Regions from separate parts of the Homo sapiens genome. Here region 1 is linked to region 2. A link is an interaction called in ENCODE POLR2A ChIA-PET data of the cell type or tissue named here. Cell type or tissue: Panc1. All regions are shown on one strand. Each heading gives the region's core, and the rest is flanking DNA. Links, peaks and the distances in the headings are about the cores only. Region 1 has its middle 29 kb from the start of MAP3K20-AS1. Region 2 overlaps RAPGEF4 (Rap guanine nucleotide exchange factor 4).

The links. Peaks named below come from ENCODE experiments on the same cell type or tissue, not always from the same donor. Only the 100,000 strongest peaks of a DNase experiment are listed, where the experiment ranks them.
Region 1: POLR2A ChIA-PET joins it to region 2 with 6 read pairs; 2 of 35 experiments call an interaction of 5 or more read pairs at or near these places.

What each region holds. Positions count from the first base shown.
Region 1 is chr2:173,305,071-173,316,227 of GRCh38, reverse strand. No RefSeq gene overlaps it. Among named protein-coding and RNA genes, the nearest start is that of MAP3K20-AS1, 29 kb to the right of the region's middle. In Panc1, for the core only: no CTCF peak of the experiment used is centred there; no DNase peak of the experiment used is centred there.
Region 2 is chr2:173,052,523-173,063,679 of GRCh38, reverse strand. RAPGEF4 (Rap guanine nucleotide exchange factor 4) reads right to left here. Exons shown (of 31, transcript NM_007023.4): 31 at 10,787-11,157. Among named protein-coding and RNA genes, the nearest start is that of MAP3K20, 18 kb to the left of the region's middle. In Panc1, for the core only: no CTCF peak of the experiment used is centred there; no DNase peak of the experiment used is centred there; H3K27ac peaks cover 7,513 bases.

The DNA of each region.
Region 1 (11,157 bases), core at 1,413-9,412, 250 kb before region 2:
ATAGGCATGAGCCACCATACCCTGACTTTTTTTCTTTCTTAATTTCTTTTAGAAAGCAACTGATTGCTGAAAGCAAATAATATTGTATTATGGGATTTTAACATAATATAAAACCTATAAAAAGTATATATGACAACAATAACAAAAATAATGAGGAAAGTAAACAAAATTATACTATTACCAGGTTCTCAATTTTATGTGAAGTGGTACAATATTAACTCAGAATGTACTAATAAATTAAGAATCCATATTGTAATCCCTAAAGCAAGTATGAAAATAATACAAGAGGTATAGTTAAAAAGCCAATCAAGCAACTAAGATTGAGTACTAAAAATATTTGACTTACCAAAAATAAGGATGGGAAGGAGAAACAAAGGAACAAAAAATATTTGAGACAATTGGAAAACAAAGAACAAAATAGTAGAATTTAATTCAACATACTGATAATTATATCAGATGTAAATGTATTAAACACATCAATTAAAAGGCTGTGACTATAGACTGAATCAAAAAGGAAGACCCAGGCCAGGCACAGTGGCTCACGCCTGTAATCCCAGCACTTTCAGCGGCCAAGGCGGCGTGGATCACCTGAGGTCAGGAGTTTGAGACCAGCCTGGTCAACATGGTAAAACCCCGTCTCTACTAAAAATACAAAAATTAGCCAGATGTGGTGGTGTGTGCCTGTAGTCCCAGCTACTCAGGAGGCTGAGTCAGGAGAATTGCTTGAACCCGGGAGGTGGAGGTCACAGTGAGCTGAGATCGTACCACTGCGCTCCAGCCTGGGTGACAGAGTGAGACTCTATCTCAGAAAAAAAGGAAGACCCACTGTGTGCTGTCTAAAAGAGGCCCACTTTAAATGGAAAGGCATAGGTTGAAAATAAAAGGATAAGGAAAGATATACCAGGTAGACAGTAAGTATAAAAAAGTAAGAGAGGCTATATTAATGCCAGACAAATTAAGCTTCAAAACCAGAAAGTATTATCAGAAACAAACAGACACATTTTATAATGATAAAAGGGTTAAGTCACCAGGAAGATCTTTCAGTCCTAAATGGCAATATAGAGAAGCCCTGTCTCTACAAAAAATTTTAAAATTAGCCAAGTGTAGTGGTGCACACCTATAGTTGCAGCTGCTTGGGAGGCTGAGGTAGGAGGATTATATGAACCCAGAATTCAAGGCTGCACTGAGCCATGATCACGCCACTGCACTCCAGCCTGGGCAAGAGAGTGAGACCCTGTCTCAAAAAAAAAGTAAACAAACAAACAGAATTTGAAGAATTTGAAAATCACAATCAAGAAACTTTAATTACTCAATTGATATTTATAACACATTTCACCCAGTAACTATAGAATAGCAAAATATACATTATTTTCAAGTGCAAATGGAACATTCATCTAGATATACCATACCATGTGTTAGGTCAGAAATAAATCTTAATAAATTTCAAAAGAAATTCTAATTGTGCATATTTCTTAACCACAGGGAATTAAGTTAGAAATCAATACTATTAAGATATCTAGAAAAGTCTCAAATATTTGGAAATTAAACAGCACACAATTAAATAATCCATGAGTCATAAATTATAAGGGGAAAAATATTTTGTACTGAATGATGATAAAAGTACATTAGAGCGCCTGGTGCGGTGGTTCATGCCTGTAATCCCAGCACTTTGGGAGGCTGAGGTGGGAGGATAACCTGAGGTCAGGAGTTTGAGACGAGCCTGGCCAACATGGTGAAACCCCATCTCTACTAAAAATACAAAAATTAGCTGGGTGTGGTGGTGGGTGCCTGTAAGTCAAGGAGAATCACTTGAACCAGGGAGGTGGAGGTTGCAGTGAGCCAAGATTGTGCCATTGCACTCCAGCCTGGGAGACAGAGTGAGACTCTGTCTCAAAAAAAAAAAAAAAAAGAAAAGAAAAGAAAGAAAAACAGTACATTAGAAAAGGCAAAATGAAACAATGGTGATAAAAATCAGAATAGTGATTGCCTACAGAATATGGGGATTAAGTGAAAGATGGCACGAGGGATGACATTCTTGAATTAGCAAAGATGTGACTTTAACTGTTTTTGAGGACAGACTGTCTGAACCAAAGGCAGTGATGCCACTGTGTGCTATTAGTGCCATTACTATAATAATAATAATTATCATTTTTTTTTGAGACGAAGTCTCGCTCTTTTCTCCCAGGCTGGAGTGCAATGGCGAATGGCACGATCTCAGCTCACTGCAACCTCCACCCCCCGGGTTCAAGCCATTCTCCTGCCTCAGCCTCCCAAGTAGCTGGGATTACAGGCGCCTGCCACCACATCTGGCTAATTTTTGTGTTTTTAGTAGAGACGGGAGTTCACCATGTTGGCCAGGCTGGTCTCGAACTCCTGACCTCAGGTGATCTGCCCACCTCGGCCTCCCAAAGTGCTGGGATTACAGGCGTGAGCCACCGTGCCCAGCCTATTACTACCATTACATGTCTCCAGCCAAGACTTTTCCTCTGAATGCCAAATTCATATGTTTAATAAGCAACTTGATGTCACTTTGAATGTAACATATCAATAATGGGACTGTTGATTCCCTCCTTACATCTACTTGTCTCCAAATCTTTTCCACTGCAATAAATGGCATTATCATTTACCCAGTTGCTTAAACCAAAAACCTAAGCATTATTCTTAATTTCTCTCTGCTTTTTTTTTTTTTTTTTTTTTTTTGAGATGGAGTCTCACTCTGTCGCCCAGGCTGGAGTGCGGTGGCGCGATCTTGGATTACTGCAAGCTCTGCCTCCCAGGTTCACACCATTCTCCTGCCTCAGCCTCCCGAGTAGGTGGGGCTACAGCTGCCCCACCCCTGGCTAATGTTTTGTATTTTTAGTAAAGACGGGGTTTCACCGTGTTAGCCAGGATGGTCTTGATTTCCTGACCTCGTGATCCACCTGCCTCGGCCTGCCAAAATGCTGAGATTACAGGTGTGAGCCACCGCGCCCGGCCAATTTCTCTCTGTTTCTTATGTTTCACATCTAATCTGTCACCAAATACTGTTGATTCTGCTTCTAAGATACAGTAGTTCCTCCTTATCCTCAGTTTTGCTTTCCACAGTCTTAGTTACCCACAGTTAACCTCAATTTGAAAATATTAAATAGAAAATTCCAGAAAGAAACAGTTTATACGTTTTTTTTGGCCTGGCAATAAATATTTTAATTTTTGTTTCATTTTTATGATGACAAATAATTTTCAAGTTTATTTCCTTGCTTGTTTGTTTAAATACAAAGCTAAACTACAAACAGGTACAATCAAGACATTGTTGTCTCACATTTACACTCCCATCAGATCCTCTTCCAATTCACTGACCACTGACCAGGCTAGTGGGGGGTGGGGAGGAAGGCTTTTTCAGGTAGCACCATCGTGAGGCCTGGGGTGGGGCTGGGGGGAACCAAAAAGGAGGACAGGCTCTCATACCTGTTTCCATTCACATTTACCTGGGACCAGGGTGGGCAGGAGACACCAGGTCATGGCTCCTGAGCCCTGGTCCCTTGGACTGAAGGGACAGTGAGTGAGAATCGTCTAAATCGTGTGCCATTCTGAGTAGCATAAGAAAGTCTTGTGCTGTCTCACTCCATCCCACCCAGCACATGAATCATCCCTGGATGCATATATATTTTGCTATGTATGCTACCCACCTGTGAGCCACTTAGTAGCCATCTCAGTTATCAGATCAATCATCAGGTCAACTGGACGTATTGTAGTGCTTGTGTTCAAGTAACTCTTCTTTACTTAATAATGGCTCCAAAGTGCAAGAGTAGTGGTGCCGGCATATTACTATAATAGTTCTATTTTATTGTTTGTTAATCTTGTTAATCACTTACTATGCCTAGTTTATAATTAAACTTTATTATAGTCATGTCTTTAAAAAAAGCATATATAGAGTTTGATATTATCTGCATTTGCAGGTATCCACTGAGGAACTTGGAATGTATCCCCTGAGGATGAGGAAGGACTATGAATATGGCAAATCCATCTACTTCTTTTCTCTGCTACTATCATTCTAGTGTAAACCACCATTATCACTCTGAGTGCTCCAGTGACTTCATAAGCCAGAGCAGATTTTTAGAAAAGTAACTTGGTTTGTGTCGCGTTCCTGTTCAAAAAGTCCTTTATCAGGTTTCCAGTGCCCCAGGTACTACGTGATCTGGCCTCTGCCCACCTCCCCCATCTCATACCAGTGCGCCACCTGATTAATGTGGTCGGCACAGGAACATCTCAAAACTACCTTGAGGCCTTTGTGCGTGCTATTCTGTCTGCGTGAAATGATCTTTGTGCTCTGATTCTTTCTTAGCATTAAGTCTTTCTAAGTTTAAATGTTACCTCCCTTAGGTCCTATATTATTTTCAGAGTGGTCTCCCCTAAATCCTATTATATTCTACCTCAGTGCTACTGTTTGAATGTGTTCTCCAAAGTTCATGTGTTGGAAACTTAATCCCCAATGCAGTAGTGTTGAGAGGTGGGACCTTTAAGAAGTGATTAGGTCATGAGAGCTCTGCCCTCACACATGGATTAATGGTGATATTGCAGGAGTGGGTTATTTACTGTGGGAGTGGGCTCTGGATAAAAGGATGAGTTTGGTCTCCTTTTATCTCTTGCTCTCTCTTGCTCTCTCTTACTCTGTGATGCCTTTTACCGTGTTATGCAACAAGAATGCTCCCAGCGGATACGGCTCCTTGATCTTGGACTTCCCAGCTTCCAGGACTGTGAGCCAAATAAATTTATGTTCATTATAAATTACCCAGTCTCAGGTATTCTGTTATAACAAAACAAAGTGGGCCAGGTGTGGTGGCTCATGCCTTTAATCCCAGCCCTTTGGGAGGCCAAGCTGAGAGGATCACTTGAGCCCAGGAGTTCAAGACCGGCCTGGGCAATGTAGTGAGACCCTGTCTCTGAAAAAATCCAAACAAAACCAAAACGGACTGAGACACTCTGCGTTTCTATTTATTTTCACCACAGTTCCTTTCAGAATCTGAAATTTTTATAGTTATATGTTTATAACATTTCGCCTACAGTACCCAACACAGAGAGAGAGAGAGAGAGAGACACACACACACACACACCCCTACCTAGAATGTAAACTCCAGAAAAGCAAAGACCCTGTCTGTCTAATTCATAGCTGTCATCTTTGTGTGGTGGCCTGTATATCCTAAATGTTGAATGAGTTCAGTTAAGGAATACCAGGGGATGCCAAGACAGCCAACTGAGAGTTTCCTGGTTGTACTATTTGTAACAATCTCCTTTTCGTTAAAACCTACTAAGTGATCTTTTGATTTAGTAAAAAAAAAAAAAAAAAAAAAAAAATGCTGGGTTTGTTACTCTCGTTTTTGACAGCTATAAAAAGGAGAAATTAATCCACACAATCTCACACATTCTGGGAGGAAAAATAAACTTCTGGACTAGGCCTCTCAAGGCTCTTAGAGACGGAGAGAGAAACAAAGATGGACAAAGAACAAAGGAGATGGACTAAGAAGCTAAATCATCTCCCTGCCTCTTGTCTCACTCCCACCACCACAACCCACCCACCCAACCCAACCTCTCCCTGGCCTTGATTACACACATGTGACTGTATAGTTCCCCTGTTTGCAATTCCTCAATGACTTTTCATCAAATATTGAATACAAACTCATGATTTTCAGCCCAGGCCATTTATTAGTCTTTATTTCTTTGTTCTTGCCAGTGACTCAGCCTGCTTTTCTTTTCTTCTTAAAATTCTACCATCCATAATCCTCTATTGCTTCAATTTCTTTTTTTGCTTTCCCAAGGCTGGCTATGGAATGGGTCACATTTCCCGAGCAACCCATGTAGGGTAGATGTAGGGGATCGAAAAATGCTACTCCCAAATGTGTGACTTTGACATAAAGATTGTTTTGAGCTGGAAACAAATGAGAATCAACAGATATGAAACCGCCATTGCAAAATTGTAGCTGAGGCAATGAAAGAGATCTGACCTAACCAACTCATCTGGCTTCTAACCTCCAAGCTGTCCTTGTTCATTCCTGGGTATAAGCTGAATCAATAATAAGAGAATAAATTAGTTTATGGTTTAAAACAAAGACAATAAAAGCCCTTTCCCAAAACAAACCTCTTTCTTGCCCGGGGACTAGACTGCCTTTGTAGGACTAACAAATTAGCTGCAAGAATAGAAATTATGGTTTAGGAGTCATGCAGCTGGAGGCTACAAGATTCCAATCCTCCCTAAACTGCTTTTAAGATCAGTCCTTGAGATATTTTGCAGACCCTGTACTTGATGGGTCAGCTGGGACCACCCAGATCAATGAACTGGCTCATCTGATCGTGTGGCCCCCACCCAGGAACTGACTCAGCACAAGAGGACAGCTTCAATTCCCTATGATCTTATCTCCTACCTACCTAATCAATCAGCACTCCTGGCTCACTGTCTGCTCCCCCCACCCACCCCCGCACCCCAGCCCACACACACACACCCACCAAATTGTCCTTAAAACTCTGATCCCCAGCCGGGCGCAGTGGCTCGTGACTGTAATCCCAACACTTTGGGAGGCTGAGGCGGGCAGATCACTTGAGGTCAGGAGTTCAAGACCAGCCTGACCAACATGGTGAAATCTCCTCTCTACTAAAAATACAAAAAAATCAGCTGGGAGTGCTGACGCATGCCTGTAATCCCAGCTACTCAGGAGGCTGAGGTTCAAGCAGGAGAATTGCTTGAACCCAGGAGGTGAAGGTTGCAGTAAGCCAGGATTGTGCCACTGCACTCTAGCCTGGGTGACAGAGCAAGAGTCTGTCAAAAAAGAAAAAAAGAAAAAACTTCTGATCCCCAAATACTGGGGAGTCTGATTTGAGTAATAATAAAACTCTGGTCTCCTGAACAGCCAGCTCTGCATGAATTACTCTTTCTCTATCGCAATTCCCCTGTCTTGAGAAATCAGCTCTGTCTAGGCAGCAGGCAAGGTGAACCCACTGGGCGGTTACAAAATGGGAGAGTTCCCTTGTAGCAGGACGAGCCACAAATAAAACTCCTCAGACACCGAGTTAAAGAAGGAAGGGGTTTATTCGGCCGGGGGCATCGGCAAGACTCCTGTCTCAAGAACCGAGCTCCCCGAGTGAGCAATTCCTGCCCCTTTTAAGGTCTCACAACTCTAAGGGGGTGTGGGTGAGAGGGTCGTGATCGATTGAGCAAGCAGGGGGTACGTGACTGGGGGCTGCATGCACCGGTAAGTAGATCGGAACAAAACAGGATAGGGATTTTCACAGAGCTTTTCTATACAATGTCTGGAATCTATAGTTAACATAACCGATTAGGTCAGGGGTCAATCTTAACTACCAGGCCCAGGGTGTGGCGCCGGGCTGTCTGCTTGTGGATTTCATTTCTGCCTTTTAGTTTTTACTTTTTCTTTCTTTGGAGGCAGAAATTGGGCATAAGACAATATGAGGGGTGGTATCCTCCCTTACCCTGATCCCCTCACAGGACTTGTGACAGGGGTGTGGCTTATTTGCTTGGCTGCCACACACACTCAAACCCCTTACAGGATGGGGGGCATGCAGACAGGCAGGTGCAGGAGCCAGGGCAAGCACTTTTGGGCTCCGGCCCCATGGTAGCGTCTAGAGCTATGTTACAATTAATGCTTTTTTAGCAGTTACTATCCACAGATGACTGTTAAACCAGCTCAATGGAGAGTCAGAGTGACAGCCTTTTACATCCTGCCACCTTGGTATCTGGGGCCTTGTCCAGTGTCCAGGAAAAATCAGGTCACTCGGACTTGAAGGATGGTGAATGCAAGGATTTTACTGAGTGATGGAGGTGGCTTTCAGTGGGATGGATGGGGATCTGGAAAGAGAATGGAGTGGGAAGATGATCTTCCCCTGGAGTTCAGCTGTCCCCCCACCAATCTCTTCTCCAACTGTCCCCAGCCAAACTCCTCTTGACATTCAGATGCTCTTTCTCTTCTTCTCTTCTCTGCTACGCTGCTCTGCCACTCTTCTGGTCTTCTGTACCTGCTTGTGGAGCTTGGGATTTATATAAGCACAGGATAGGGGCGTAGTGAGCCATAGTGGTCTTGGAAAAGGCAACCTTTGAACTGAAAAGAGGAATGTCTGTTCCCATTTAGGGCCATGGGTTTCCAGGCTTGAGGGTGGGGCCTTTGCTGGGGAACTGCCCTCTTCTACCCAGTATTTCCCTGCCTCCTGTCCATATCAGTTACGGAGGCTGAAAGAAGCCTTTTGGACCTTTACTTATCTGACCAAAAGCAGACACTTCTGAAAAATGAGGATTTCCATAAATCCCCTCTCCCAGGGAGGTTTTAAGACATTGTGTCACTCACAGACAATTGTTGTCTTGTTTAATATTATTCAGTTTTATGGCCATGAAGACCACAAAGAGTTGATGCTAAAATGGATCTGCAGAAACAAACCTTGCCCCACCAGTTTCCCCCATGTATTTGCCTTCTCGCAATTTGTCACCCCTGGAAACTCCAAGTCCTTTTCTTTTGTCTTGGTACTTCTGTAACCACCCAGTGGGTCCACCTTCCTGCTGCCTGGACAGAGCCAATTTCTCAAGACATGGAAATTGCAATAGAGAAAGAGTAATTCATGCAGAGCTGGCTGTGTGGAAGATCACAGTGTTATTATTACCCAAATCAGTCTCCCCTCACAGGACTTGTGACAGGGGTGTGGCTTATTTGCTTGGCTGCCACACACTCAGCCCCTGGCTAACTCCTCTTCACACAAAGTAGGCTAGAAACAGCAGCCAAAGAGAAACAATAGGTACTTTTGTCTTGAGTGGGTGATTTGCATTTTGACAACTTCCTTCCAAGGAAATGCCTATCTCAAACAGCTTTTGCTTCAAAAAAGAAACGTGTTCTGAGACGGCTTTTTTTTTTAATTGACAGATTGCAGCCTGGCCAACGTAGCGAAGCTCCATCTCTACTAAAAATAAAAAGTTAGCCGGGCGTGGTGGCGCACGCCTATAGTCCCAGCTCTCGGGAGGCTGACGCATGAGAATTGCTTGAACCCGGGAGGTGGAGGTTGCAGGGAGCCAAGATCGTGCCGCTGCACTCCAGCCTGGGCGACAGAGCCAGATCTTGTCTCAAAAAAAAAATTGTAATTGTACTTATTCGTGGGGTAACATTTGAAGTTTTGACACATATATCTGTTGTCTAATGATCAAATCAGGGTATTTAGCTTATCTATCACCTCATGCATTCACATTTCTTTGTGGTGAGAGCACTCAAAAGCCTGAGCATTTTTAAATCACTCTTTTTAGACTTAGGGGATGCTTTCCCAAGCTCCCTTAAAGAGTGTTTTGTCTCCTAGACTGTTCTGGCTCCAGTCACTAAGACTCTTGAAAACAGGGACTGAGTATTCCGATGCCTAGCACAAGAATGATGGAGTGTTGATTCTGAGCACAAACTCTGACCTGAGGTGGCTGCATGGGGCACTGAGAGTGGTTGTGATCCTGGAAGGTGGAAGAGCACAGTAGCCACCTAGCAGCTTCTGCTCGATAGGAATTACTTATGGTCACAAATGTGCATTTGCCTTGTCCTGGTGAGCCTTCATCCTCACTGAGAACCATTTAGGTTTCTTATGTACCATAACAATTCTGCAGACTTTAGGCTTTCCTGCAAGAACTCTTGTTATCCTCCAGGCCTCTAGCAAAATGGCCTTCACTGCAGCTTTCATCACCTGTATCTTTGTAAGGCCCAGCCCCTAATCGAGATGGCCTGGGGAACTCCAGGGTCTCTAGGTGACACCCTTCAGCTCCCCACACCTCACCCACCATGAATGAGAAGACAGGTCATGAATTCTCCTATTGCTTTATGGCTCAGTTCAGTTCATCAGTCTCTCATTTTCAGGCAAAAGCCTTCTGAAGCTCCCACTGCCTCTGCCTTCAATTCCACATCCCTTTGCATTGATCTCATTCATCAACCAGCAGATTACCAGGGATTTGTCATTATCCTCAAGAATTTTAGAGCCCGTGCAAATGACCCATCCAACAGCTTGCCTTCAGACTTCCTTAATGTGATTCTAAAGATTCTAAAGATGGCCAAATTCCTGTCACACCTGAGAACAGCTCCATTTGCCTAATGGTCAACTCTAATGACACCACTCAACGTCAAACTCCTGGCCCTCTGCCTCACTTCCTCGAGGGCTGCTTTACAGTTAAAGAAAACCTACCTCTCTCCAACTACTAGCCCTTTACTCTCTGTGCTGCTGTGCCATTCCCCCACAACCTCTACCCAGGCCTTCTCTGGCAGCTGAGAGCTGTTGGAAAAAAATTACATGACAATGAAGGCTAATATTACACTCAATTTATGATGTCTAATTTAGGCTGGATTCTCAATTCTTCTATTCAGCGCTTTATAGGATTTCAGATCAGTTCTGTCCAAAGACAAAATTACAGCAAGTTTAGTTAAAGATCTAATTGGCTTTTATTTGTGATTCATGAATCAAGGCAGGTTCCATTCTATAAAACAGAATGAGAGCTCCCACTGGGCAATGGCAGAACAGCCAGTTTTGTAAGGTGGGAACAAGGAAGGAAACAGAACAATTAAAAAAAAAAAGCTGATTGGTTAACTTCTGGTTACTTTTTTGTAAAGATTAAGGCAAAGAGGACCTCCTGAATATGCTGATTCAGGTAGGCTGGAATGTCCTGTTTCCAGGGTAAAAAACCGTTTTCGAATCTACCTGCTACCTTGGTTTCAGTCTGATTATGTGACATTTAGCATGAGTGACTCCATTTTGGTGTGGTCTGGTCTGTTGAGGCCTAGTGCAGAAGCCTAGTCCAAAACAATGGGTTCTCATAATTTTTGTGTACCAGTTCCTTCCTTAAATCCTGCTGAGGCTTATCCAAACCATTCACTCCTTTCATCATGTATTTGCCCCCTCCTGCTTCTCTTTTGGCCAGGGATCCCACCTCCTACTCTGATAGGAAATAAAGGTACAATTTCCCACCGAGGTTCCACCTACGAACACCTCTGCAGTTTCATGTATTCTTAACTCCAACCTGTTCCCATGCCTGGTTCCGGGAACAATAGCTTCAGCAAAGGTTTTGGAATTTGTTAATAATGTAAATTATCATTGGACTCACCCCAGACTTCCTCTGGGGATGGACCTGCAGACTGTTCTAAGAAGCCCTCCAGGTGATGCTGGGGC
Region 2 (11,157 bases), core at 1,977-9,976:
TGTGAGCCGAGATCGCGCCGTTGCACTCCAGCCTGGGCAACAAGAGCAAAACTCTGTCTCAAAAAAAAAAAAAAAAGAACATGGTTCTATCTGAAATGATAGGACTCACATAGAGCTGGATAGAGGCCTGGGTCTGCGGCTTATGAGCTCTGTAACTTTGGGGATTTTAATTAGCCTCTCTGAGCCTCAGTTTCTTCATCTGTAAAATGAGGATAGTACTCAGGTTTTCGTCTGGATTAAATAAGTCTACATATGAACAGCACTTAAAAACAGGACCTGGCCCAGAGTTGGGTGTTCAGTAATTCTAGCTATTATTATTGTTATTATTAGTTGCATTTCGTATGCTGAATATTTGCTGTTATTATTATTGTTGTTGTTGCTATTCAATTACCTGAATTATTTGTTTTTTCCAGAGTTAGTTTTTCTCTTTATTTTTGTTTTTTTATGTTTATGGTACTAGTTTTCTCAGAGATCTCTGGTGATTGTTATTGTTTACATGTAAGAATGAAGAATTATGTTGCTTATTTTAGTTAGCTGGCATGGATTATCTCCACTATTGTGAAGTAGATTTTTCAGCCATAGGGTGCTTTCCTGAATAGGAAAACTCAATGAGAATCTTTAGTACATGATGGGACAAGTTGACCAGCAGGCTTATTGTAGGGTAATGTATTCATAATTGGCTCAGCCTGTGTGGTTGAGTCAGTGCCAGCATGCCTTGGAGTTTTTCTGTCTTATTTCGTGAAGTTATAACCCATATGGCTAATGAAAAAATGTGAGAGATTATATTGGAGGTGTTTTTTTTTTTTTTTTTTTTGAGACAGAGTCTTTCTCTGTCGCCCAGGCTGGAGTGCAATGGCGCCATCTCGGCTCACTGCAAGCTCCGCCTCCTGGGTTCACACCATTCTCCTGCCTCAGCCTCCCAAGTAGTTGGGACTACAGGCGCCCGCCCCCACGCCCGGCTAATTTTTTGTATTTTTAGTAGAGACGGGGTTTCACCGTGTTAGCCAGGATGGTCTTGATCTCCTGACCTCATGATCCGCCCGCCTCGGCCTCCGAAAGTGCTGGGATTACAGGCGTGAGCCAACGCACCGGCCTATTGGAGGTGATTTTTTAAAGTGGCAGGAAGAGTATCTTGCTGAGTATTTAAATGCAAATTTTTGCCAATGCTCAAGAGGCGTTTAAAGAAATGATTGGTTATCAAGAAGATAAAAATCAGGCCGGGCGTGGTGGCTCATGCCTGTAATCCCAACATTTTGGGAAGCCGAGACAGGTGGATCAGTTGAGGTCAGGAGTTCGAAACCAGCCTGGGAAACATGGTGAAACCCCGTCTCTACATATATATATATAAAAATTAGCTGGGCCTGGTGGCGCACACCTGCAATCCCAGCTACTCTGGAGGCTGAGGCAGGAGAATCGCTTGAACCTGGGAGGCGGAGATTGTGGTGAGCTGAGATCGCGCCATTGCACTCCAGCCTGGACAACAAGAGCAAAACTCTGTCTCAAAGAAAAAATAAAATAAAATAAAATAAATAAATTACACACACACACACACACACACACACACACACACACACACATATATATATATATATATATATATGCAGCCTCTAAGGATTTTTTTTTTAAGTAGCTGGGAAAAAATACTATCCCCTAAGCTTATCACAACTTACAGGATATGAAGAGAAAGGAAGGGTAATGTTAACGTGTATGCTGTGAATTTGTCTCCAGGTGGAATGGCAGTGACTTATTAGGCTCCCATTTCCATGAATGGATCCTCTGCTAAGTGTGCTTGGATACAGCACAGCTAGAGGAGGCTTTGAAGTTTCGGTCTTCCTTTCTTTTTCTCTCCTACCAGGCTCTGAAATGCATTAGGTTGGTGCAAAAGTAATTGCGGGTTTTGCCATTACTTCCAAAGGCAAAACCCACAATTCCTTTTGCACCAACCTAAAAAGGAAACATATTTACTGCTCCTGATGTGAATTATGACATTCATCCTGAGGAGGTAGAAGGAGCTTTTGCCAGTTTGGTTTTATTTTTATATATACTTATTTTTATTTTGTTTGTTTTTTTCAGGCAGGGTCTCACTCTGTCACCCAGGCTAGAGTGCAGTGGCAAGGTCATAGCTCGCTGTAACTTCAAACTCCTGGGCTCAAGCAATCTTCCCACTTCAACCTCCCAAATAGCTAGGACTATAGGTGCTTGCCACCAGGCCAGCTAATTTTTTAATTTTTTGTAGAGATAGGGTCTCCCTATGTTGCCCAGGCTGGTCTCAAAGTCCTGGTCTTAAGTAACCTTTCCTCCTCAGCCTCCCAAAGTGCTGGGATTACAGGCACCAGCCACTGCACCAGGCCCAGTTTTGGTTTTAAATAAGACTATTTAACCTATTTTATATCATAACAGTTTTTGTTATTCCTGTTTTTTTTCTTTGATAGTACCATTCTAAAGATAAGGGATCTTGGTAACAGGAGAGTCTTCTGTTTGCTCAGTACAAACAATATCTTCATCCTTAGCCCAAGTAGAGATTTTCAAGTTTGGAGTCAGAAGCTATGAGAAGATTAAAGTGGTCTGCATAAAAAAGAAAACATGACTTAGGGTCCCCAAGAATGATCTGCAAACTAAAGAGGGTGGAGAGAATTGGGAATAGAAAAAGGAGACCATGTGACTGGCAGCAGAGGAGAAAGAGCTCCAGACAAGATATATCCAATGAGGACTTGTTAAAATGAAATACTCTTGGGTTCTATAATGAAACCCCCTTGCCTCTGTTTTCTTCATAATATTCAGTAAATACACGGAGTTCAAGAACGCTTTGATTTCAGTGGAGTCAATTTCTAATGAAATAAACTACAGAGAATAATATGAAAACACATATGGGCCAATCATACGTATTTTAAGAGATAAACCATTTCAAATACAACTGAAGCCACTTCTTGTATATGAGTGAATCTCTTATGGTGAATACAAAGAAATGTTATTTCCTGAGTAAAGTCTTCCCATAACTGATATATGGCATATGATTTGTGGGATATTTATGAAGGGATTCATATACATACATACACACTTTTATTTTAAAGATAAAAGTTTAGAAAAAAATACTCCAAATCACTTTCCTAAAAACCTCACTTACTATATTTTGGCAAAATTAATCTCATGCTTTGGTTCTTGAACTCCTATCTGTTATTTTTATTTTGCAGCTTCAAAAGCCTGAATAAGCAGTCCTCTTGGGGACGAGAAGCTAGGCAGACAGCGAGCCTCATAGCTAACAACATATGCCTTGGAATCAGATGTACTTGGTTTGAGATCCCAACCTCTTTCATAATCTAAGTGTGTGACCTCGGGCAAGATATTTCATTTCTCTCAGTGTTTCCTCATCAGCAAATAGTGAAACTATTCATTTCTTAGGTATTTAGAATAAAATGCTTTCTGTATGTAACTGGCACATAGTGGGTGTTCAATAAATGCCAGAAGAACTGGCAGACAAAAAGCATTGATTACTGAACCAGTAAATAGCCCAGAAAATTCTCTTCCAAAGTCCACATTCAGAAAACTTTGTACTAAAAATCTGTGTTCCTTAGTGACCTTGCTTTTCTTCTAATTTAAAAAACAAGTACAGGACTTCCTCTATTTTTCTCCTAGCAACCATCTCATCGTGCTCAAAAGATTTCCATGCCCCGTGCTACAGACTTTCTTCAGTTGCTGCAAAGATGTTTTTTTCTAATGTATAAATGAACTCTGCACAATAAGCCTATAATACAACTGAGTATCACAGTTATTCCCATAATCCCCTCCACCCACGACTGTTTCAGTGTTGATTTAATGTTATTCATTTGCTTGTGTTGTTATTGGAAACAAATTCTTAATTAAAATGGCCCAGCATCACCTGGCTCACATAGAGTGCCACAAGCAATAATCCCTAATTTAATGTACACTTTGGCTTATACCTACAATTTAATTTCTGAAGCCAGAAATATAAATGGATTTTTATAATGGCTTCTGAGTATTAGGTGGGGGAAGATTAGGACTGCTAATGAAGAGCTACTTTCTTAGGAGGCATCTCGTAACAATGCATAATTGTTTCTAGGCGAGATAGACTGAGCATGTAAATGAACACCCAGGTTAGGCTAAAATCTAATTTCTGGCATGACCTATGTCTGTATGACTTGTGTTATATTTTGGCTTAGTTTCTAGTCTACTCTTTCATATATGAACATTTTATCTGTTGTTAAGGAGCATGAGTCTTTTATTCTATTTTCACTTCTCCTTTCTTTTATTCAGTAATTTGAAATGTTTTCTATTCCGCTGCAAATAACTTTTCAGTTGTGCCTATATAAAAATGTGGTATCTTGGTACAATTATTGCAGCAAAAACTTTGCAAAACTGGTGTAACCCAAGTTTGGAATACAAAGGACAGGCATCTGACAGAACTCGTAAACTGCCCCTCTAGCCCAAATCAATTTCAATGACTTAAAGCCACCATATAACTTTCTCTCCTTTTTCATCCTTTCATAATTGGTTTGGCTGAACTCTCAGGCATCCTTCAATGTTCTAAAGCACCTCTTTCTGTGGCCTCTCATTATAGCAGAGAGGCAGGAAAGGCACTAATATTTCTTGAGCACCAAGCACTCAGTATGCCAGACACTTTCTACACCTTCACTCATTTAGGACTCCCCCCAGCTTTTGTGAGGCAGGCGTTGTCATTCCCATTGCCAGATGTAGAAAATGAAGCTCAAAGAGATAAAATACCAAAGTTCACAGCTGAGGGCTATCACATTACAACAGTGTAGGCCACGGCACACACAACAGGAAGCCTGGTTGAGGAGGAGCTCTCTGTGAGGCAGTACCAATGGAGAGAAGGGTTGACTCTTGCCTAATACACACAAAGTTGCTGTCTATACTGGAGGTGGCCCTGATTGAGTCAAACCCAGGTCTACCTGATCTTCAAGCTGGTTATCTTTCTGCTGGTCCTGCTGCTTCCCCAAGAGCTAATAGAGTCACCCTGGAGAAGCACTTTCAACAGCTGGCTGCACCACGCCTGAAAAGCTCTCCCTAAACAAGAACAGTGGACCTTCCAGCCACTCCCCTTATGTGCTACCCTCACTCTAGTAGATGGTTTGTGAAAATGGCAACAGCTTTCCCCTCCTTATATTCACAACTTTGATGATATGACTTGGTTGTGCCAGACATCAAGAAAGAGAATTGTTTCTCCACTCTTTGACTCTTGGCTATCCTCTTGACCACTTTGGTCAGCAAAGTGCTGCAGAAGTCATAGTGTCTTCTTGGAGCACCAGTTCTGACCTGGGCCTCCAGAGCTCTTGCTTGTCCTCTTGCTTCCTGGGAACACTTCCCAGCCAACAAGTGATGAAACCCAGGATAGCTGGTTGGAGAGTGAGAGACTATATGGAACAGAGACAAGTCATTCCTTCTGAGGCCATCCTAGACCAGCTGACCACAAATGCATGCCTGAGTCCAGCCCTGATCTGCTAAGTCTGGCTCAGATGGCAGAACTGTCCAGTTAACCCATCAACTCATGGTTCATGGTTGTTGATTGAAAGCTTGTGGTTTTAAGTCACTAAAATTTGGAGTGGTTTATTATACAGTGTGATGGCTAATTTTGTCAAGTTGGAGGGTGTTTTTAGATGAGATTAACATTTAAATTGGTGAGCTGTGGCTAAAGCAGACTGCTCTCCATAATGCAGACGGGTCTCATCTAATCCATTAAAGGCACCTGAATAGAACAAAATGACTGGCCTCCATCAGCAAGAGAAAATGCTCCAGCAGACTCTGCCTTTGGACTTTATCTGCACCACCAGCCTTCCTGGGTCTCCACTTGCCGGCCTTCAAACTGGAACTGCACCATCAGCTTTCCTGGGTCTCCAGGCTGCCAGTCCACATGGTGCATTTTGGACTTGCCAGTCTGCATAATCATGTAAGCCAATCCTTTATAATCTCCCTTAAAGCTCATTCTATTGGTTCTATTTCTCTGGATAACCCGAATACACACAGCAATTGATAAACTCACTGATATCACTGAACAACCTCTTTCTTTATTCTTCTAAAGTTACCACAGCTTGGCTAGTGCAGAACACGTTCCCCAAGAGCTTCTGTGTCTCCTTACCTCAAGCGCTTCTCCCTGCTGGGGAGACTGAATCATCAGTCTGTCCCTCTGTCCTAAAGTGTCAGGACTCCTTCCTGAAATCGTCGATTCTCCTCCATTCCTGACAGGTCCTTGATGTTATCACCTGGAGACTTTTGCCACCTGTCTCTGGCTAAGGAAATAGATGGAGACCTGATGCAGCTTTTCCAGTCCTCTTTTTGTCTCAGGTGCTGCAAAAACCTGTTCTGAAGAGGTTTACACCAACTTTTGCTCTCATGTTTCTCTTGTACTGGTCCTCCTATTGTAGAATTCCACTCTTCCTGAGTTTTCTCTGGCTAGGAAGAGTCAGAACCCTCCCAGAGGAGGATGCAGGAAGAAGACTGGGATGGAATCAGGCGGCTCTCACATGCCCTGGCTCTAGGCTCTCTTTCTTCCTCAAATCTGGAGGGAAATGTCAGAGCCCATGAGCCCATAGTGCCTTGTGTTTACTTCCCTTTAGAGCAGGGCTTTGGCCCCAATCCTTCCAAGGTTGAATTGTCCCAGGAACAAAGATCCTGGCTTCCTGTAGCAGCATCCTTGACCTTCCCTAGCTGCCTGAAAAGCACATGCAAAGGAGCCCGAGCAAAGCGACCACATTTCCCATTCCCACGCCCTTATTCTCTGGGGGTTAGAAACATTCCCTTCACTCCTCCCATCCTGCAGTGTAAGACCACAGGCAGCAGGAGTGTGGTGCATCAACCCACAGGGCAGCAAGGATGGACAGAGGTTCTGGGGCTGTGATTGTCTCATGAGCTGCCCTGGCTTGACAGATGGGACACTGGCAAATGAAGCCTCCCTGCTCCTTGCTTGGATACCCACACACTGAGCCCTGGGTCCCCTGCCCACTCCTTCTCTCAACAGCTGTGCCATACATTGGCAGCTTCGGAGATGATGCAGGTAATTACGAGCTATGTCCAATGTAGCCCATTAAATGGTACAGCCACTGTAGAAGACAGTATGGCAGTTCCTAAAAAAATTAAACGGAATTGCTATACGATTCAGCAATCCTACTTCTTAGTATATACCCCAAAGTATTGAGAAGTTGGGACTTGAACAGGTGAATGGACAAACAAAATGTAGAATCGACATAAAATGGAATTCTATTCAGCCTTAAAAAGGAAGGAAATTCTGGTACATGCTACAATTTGGATGAACCTTGAAAACATTAAGCTGAGTGAAACAACCCAGACACAAAGGACAAATATTGTATGATTCCACCTATATGAAGTCCCAAAAAAGGCAAATTCATAGAGATAAAAGAATAGTGGTTACCAAGGGCTGGAGGAAAGGAAAAATGGGGAGTTAATGTTTGATGGGCACAGAATTTCAGTTTGGAATGTTGAAAAAGTTTTGGAGATAGATAGCAGCAACGGCTGTACGACAAGGTGAATGTACTAAATGCCACTGAATTATTTGCTCAAAAAGGCTTTAAGTGGTAAATTGTATGTTGTATATCTTTTACCACAATAAAAAATTAAAAAGTGGCCCAGTGTGGACTTAGTCAGGAGAAGGGATGATGTTTGTCTGTATGGGTGTCTGGGTCCACTACTGCTTTTGAATGCTTGCATTCTCCACAGCTCCCTCTGCTCTACCTTTAAGCCTTCATAATAAAGTAACTAAGGAATTAGGGATGGCCCTTACCAAGTGTCCTGGGCAGTGTGGTACACAGAAAGCAGTGGCCCTGCCGTTCAAGGGCTCACCATTGGAAATGCAACGCCCTGCCTCAAGCTCTTCAATGACTTCCTACTCAAAGGTCTGCATAGGCCTTACATGCTCTGAGCCCTTCTTAGCTCTCCAGCACATCTGGAAATGCTGTCTCCTTCGATCTCCATTAGCCACAGTGAGCTTGCTGTCCCTTATTGCCAATGTTACTTTCTGCTTAGAACACATTCTCCTCCTCTGTCTTAGCCAGCACTCACATCCTTCAGAGCTCAGCTCAACTGTCACTTTCACAGGGAACACTTCCTTGCCTCCGATCAGGTTAAATTCCCTTATTACATGCTCTTGCAACACCATATCCTTCCTTGGAAGCATTCTTTTTTTTTTTTTTTTTTTTTTGAGACAGAGTCTCACTCTGTTGCCAGGCTGGAGTGCAATGGCGTGACCTCGGCTCACTGCAACCTCCACCTCCCAGGTTCAAGTGATTCTCCTGCCTCAGCCTCCCAAGTAGCTGGGACTACAGGCGTGCACCACCATGCCCAGCTAATTTTTGTATTTCTGGTAGAGACGGGGTTTCACCACATCTCTTGAATGGTCTTGATCTCTTGACCTCATGATCCACTCGCCTCGGCCTCCCAAAGTGCTGGGATTACAGGCGTGAGCCACTGCGCCCAGCAGGAAGCATTTTTCTATTTATTTGTTCACATCATTTTTTGGTTACCTGAACAGGGACCTTCTCTAGTTGTCCTCACCATTGAATTCTGTGTCCACAGAGGGCACTCAGTAAGCACTTCAGTCATTATTTTCTATGAATGAAAATGAATGAATGAATGAATAGAAAAGTGACTAACAATACCTAAGTTAAAGGCTTTTTTCCAGTTTAGAAGTAAGGGATAAGGTAACTGTTCATCTAATACCACAATTTTCAATGTAGGACAGATTAAGATTACTCTAAAGCAAGAGATGTAATGCATTCTAGATTGACAGTAAAAGGAAAGCTATTCGAGGTAGGGGTTCATTTTACCACACTGCATATTCCAGGCTTTTTTTATTATTATTCGGAGCACAATTTGAAACTAAAATGACACTCTGTTTAATTTTCTCACACTGGTAGTCATTGATCTGCATTCATACCTTCAGAGGAAATGCCACTGAATTCAGGAGGAGTATATTTAACCTGCATGGTATTCAAAAATTGCCGGAAGAGCTTAGCTCCCATAAACTATGCCAGTGACCTTGCTAAATAGGTATGTTAAACACTCAAATGTATAATTTTCTACAGGCGCTTTTGGTAAAAACATTCTTCTTTTTCACATCTTCCAGCAAACCTCATTATCCTTCTTGTGACCCTGTAGGCATCTCATTTTCTTTTGGCTTGTTTGCAAGTTTTAAAGTATTAACTGCATCTCCTGCCTCAGGAAGGGTTGCTTGGCTACTACTCTACATTTTTAGAGTGCGAATTCTATTATTTTACCACTGCTACCTTCAAGAATGGAGTTTGATGCATTTTCAAAGAAGCTAGAAATACTTAAAAATGTCTTATCTTTATTAAGTACAGTAAGTTATTCTCATGTGGAAGAACAAGGGGAACATACATGGGGAATATGTATTAATTTTGAATAATGTTGAAACTATATTAAAATAAGATCGTAAGTTGGCATTCACCATGGAATTGGGGAGAAGTGCTGCTGTATATAGAATGCTAGCTTTCAGTAAAGTAGGAATAAAGACAAGCAAAACAAGAGCAAGGATGCCCCAGGAACGGGCTCCCAGCTTCGTTCATCATCTTTGTAAATTATCTAGAAAAGAAACTATAAAGGATATCTAAAGGAAAATATATAAAAGTGGAACCTTTGCAGCTGACATTGAGGTCTATCAGATAGTGAAATACTGAACGATAATGATTTCAAGAAAATTTATTCAGTGACCTTCTTTTATTGTCTAGTAAATCCCAGACACTGCACTTGCCTCCAGAGGCAGGTGTAATACCGCAGAAAACACCGCCTCTGGTTCTGGGGACCCTGAAATTTTATATGAATGAACACAGAGAGGCATTTGCCTGCTTTGGCATTTCTGAAAGTGGACTTTAATTGTGGGATGTTAAAAGGGATTACAATAGGACTTCTCAGAGCCTTCAGTGTGAGTGAATACTGGGAATCATTTCTATGAATGGGGTATATTATGCAGTGGTCCCCACATTTATTTGAAGATAGAATCTTGGTTTTGTTTTTGGCTTTGTATGTGTGTGTTTGTTTTTGGAGGGACAATATGTGAACTTGTGAGACTAGAATAGGCTGGAACACACTCTGGAAAATGCTGACTTATTAAAAAAAATAGAGGCATGTCTGGAATTTAAAGAATTTTGGATATCTCTTCATCAAATATTTGCTAAGTACTTAAATCACTGAGAAATGGCATGAGGCCCCACACAAGGGAGCTCTAAAATCCAGTGCCCCTTCAGAGCAGCAATGCTCCTAATTGCCGAAAAGTGAACACAACAGACAAATGTCTGTCAACTGATAAATGGATAAACAAAATGTAGTCTATTTATAGAATGGAATATTACATGGCCATAAAAATAAATGAAGTACTGGTACAAGCTATAATATGGTCAACCTTGAAAACATTATGCTAAGTGAAAGAAACCAGACGCAAAAGGCCTCATACTGTATGATTCCACTCATATGAAACATCCAGAGTAAATCTGAAGACAAAGAAAGCAGATTCGTGGTTGCCAGAGGTTGGAGGGAGAGGAGAAGAAGAAGTGACTGCTAATGAGTTCAGAGTTTCTTTTAGGGATGAGGAGAATGTTCTGAAGTTAGATAGTGATGATGGTTATCTATACAACTTTGTAAATATACTAAAAATCACTGGATTCTGCACTTTAAAAGAATGAATTTTATAATATGTGTATTTTGTGTCATTAAAAGATCCAACACCCCACCATACCAAATGGTTACCCCTTTCATATTATAGGAATTGAGATGAACACAACCATTTCTTGTCGACAATTATATTTAGTGAAGATACTAGATGTTATTTACAGAAGATATACATACATACAATTCCTACACATTAAATGTAGTCTAATTGTGAAAACAGGAAAAAATGTACTTCAAAATTACGTACTAAATAAAATAAATAAAAAGTAATTATTTGGCACAGTATCTATTATGTAGCAAATAAATAACTCCATACCATTGATTGAATGAACTATTTACAATCTTTGAAAGTGCAAAACAATTACTGAAAATTAAGATATTTGTAATAACATTTAAGTCCAGAAAATATGTTTTCATCAGGTACAATAAATTTGTAGCCAATAGTAAAGGTTTTTAATGCCCAGGAAAATATTTCAATTTTGAAAA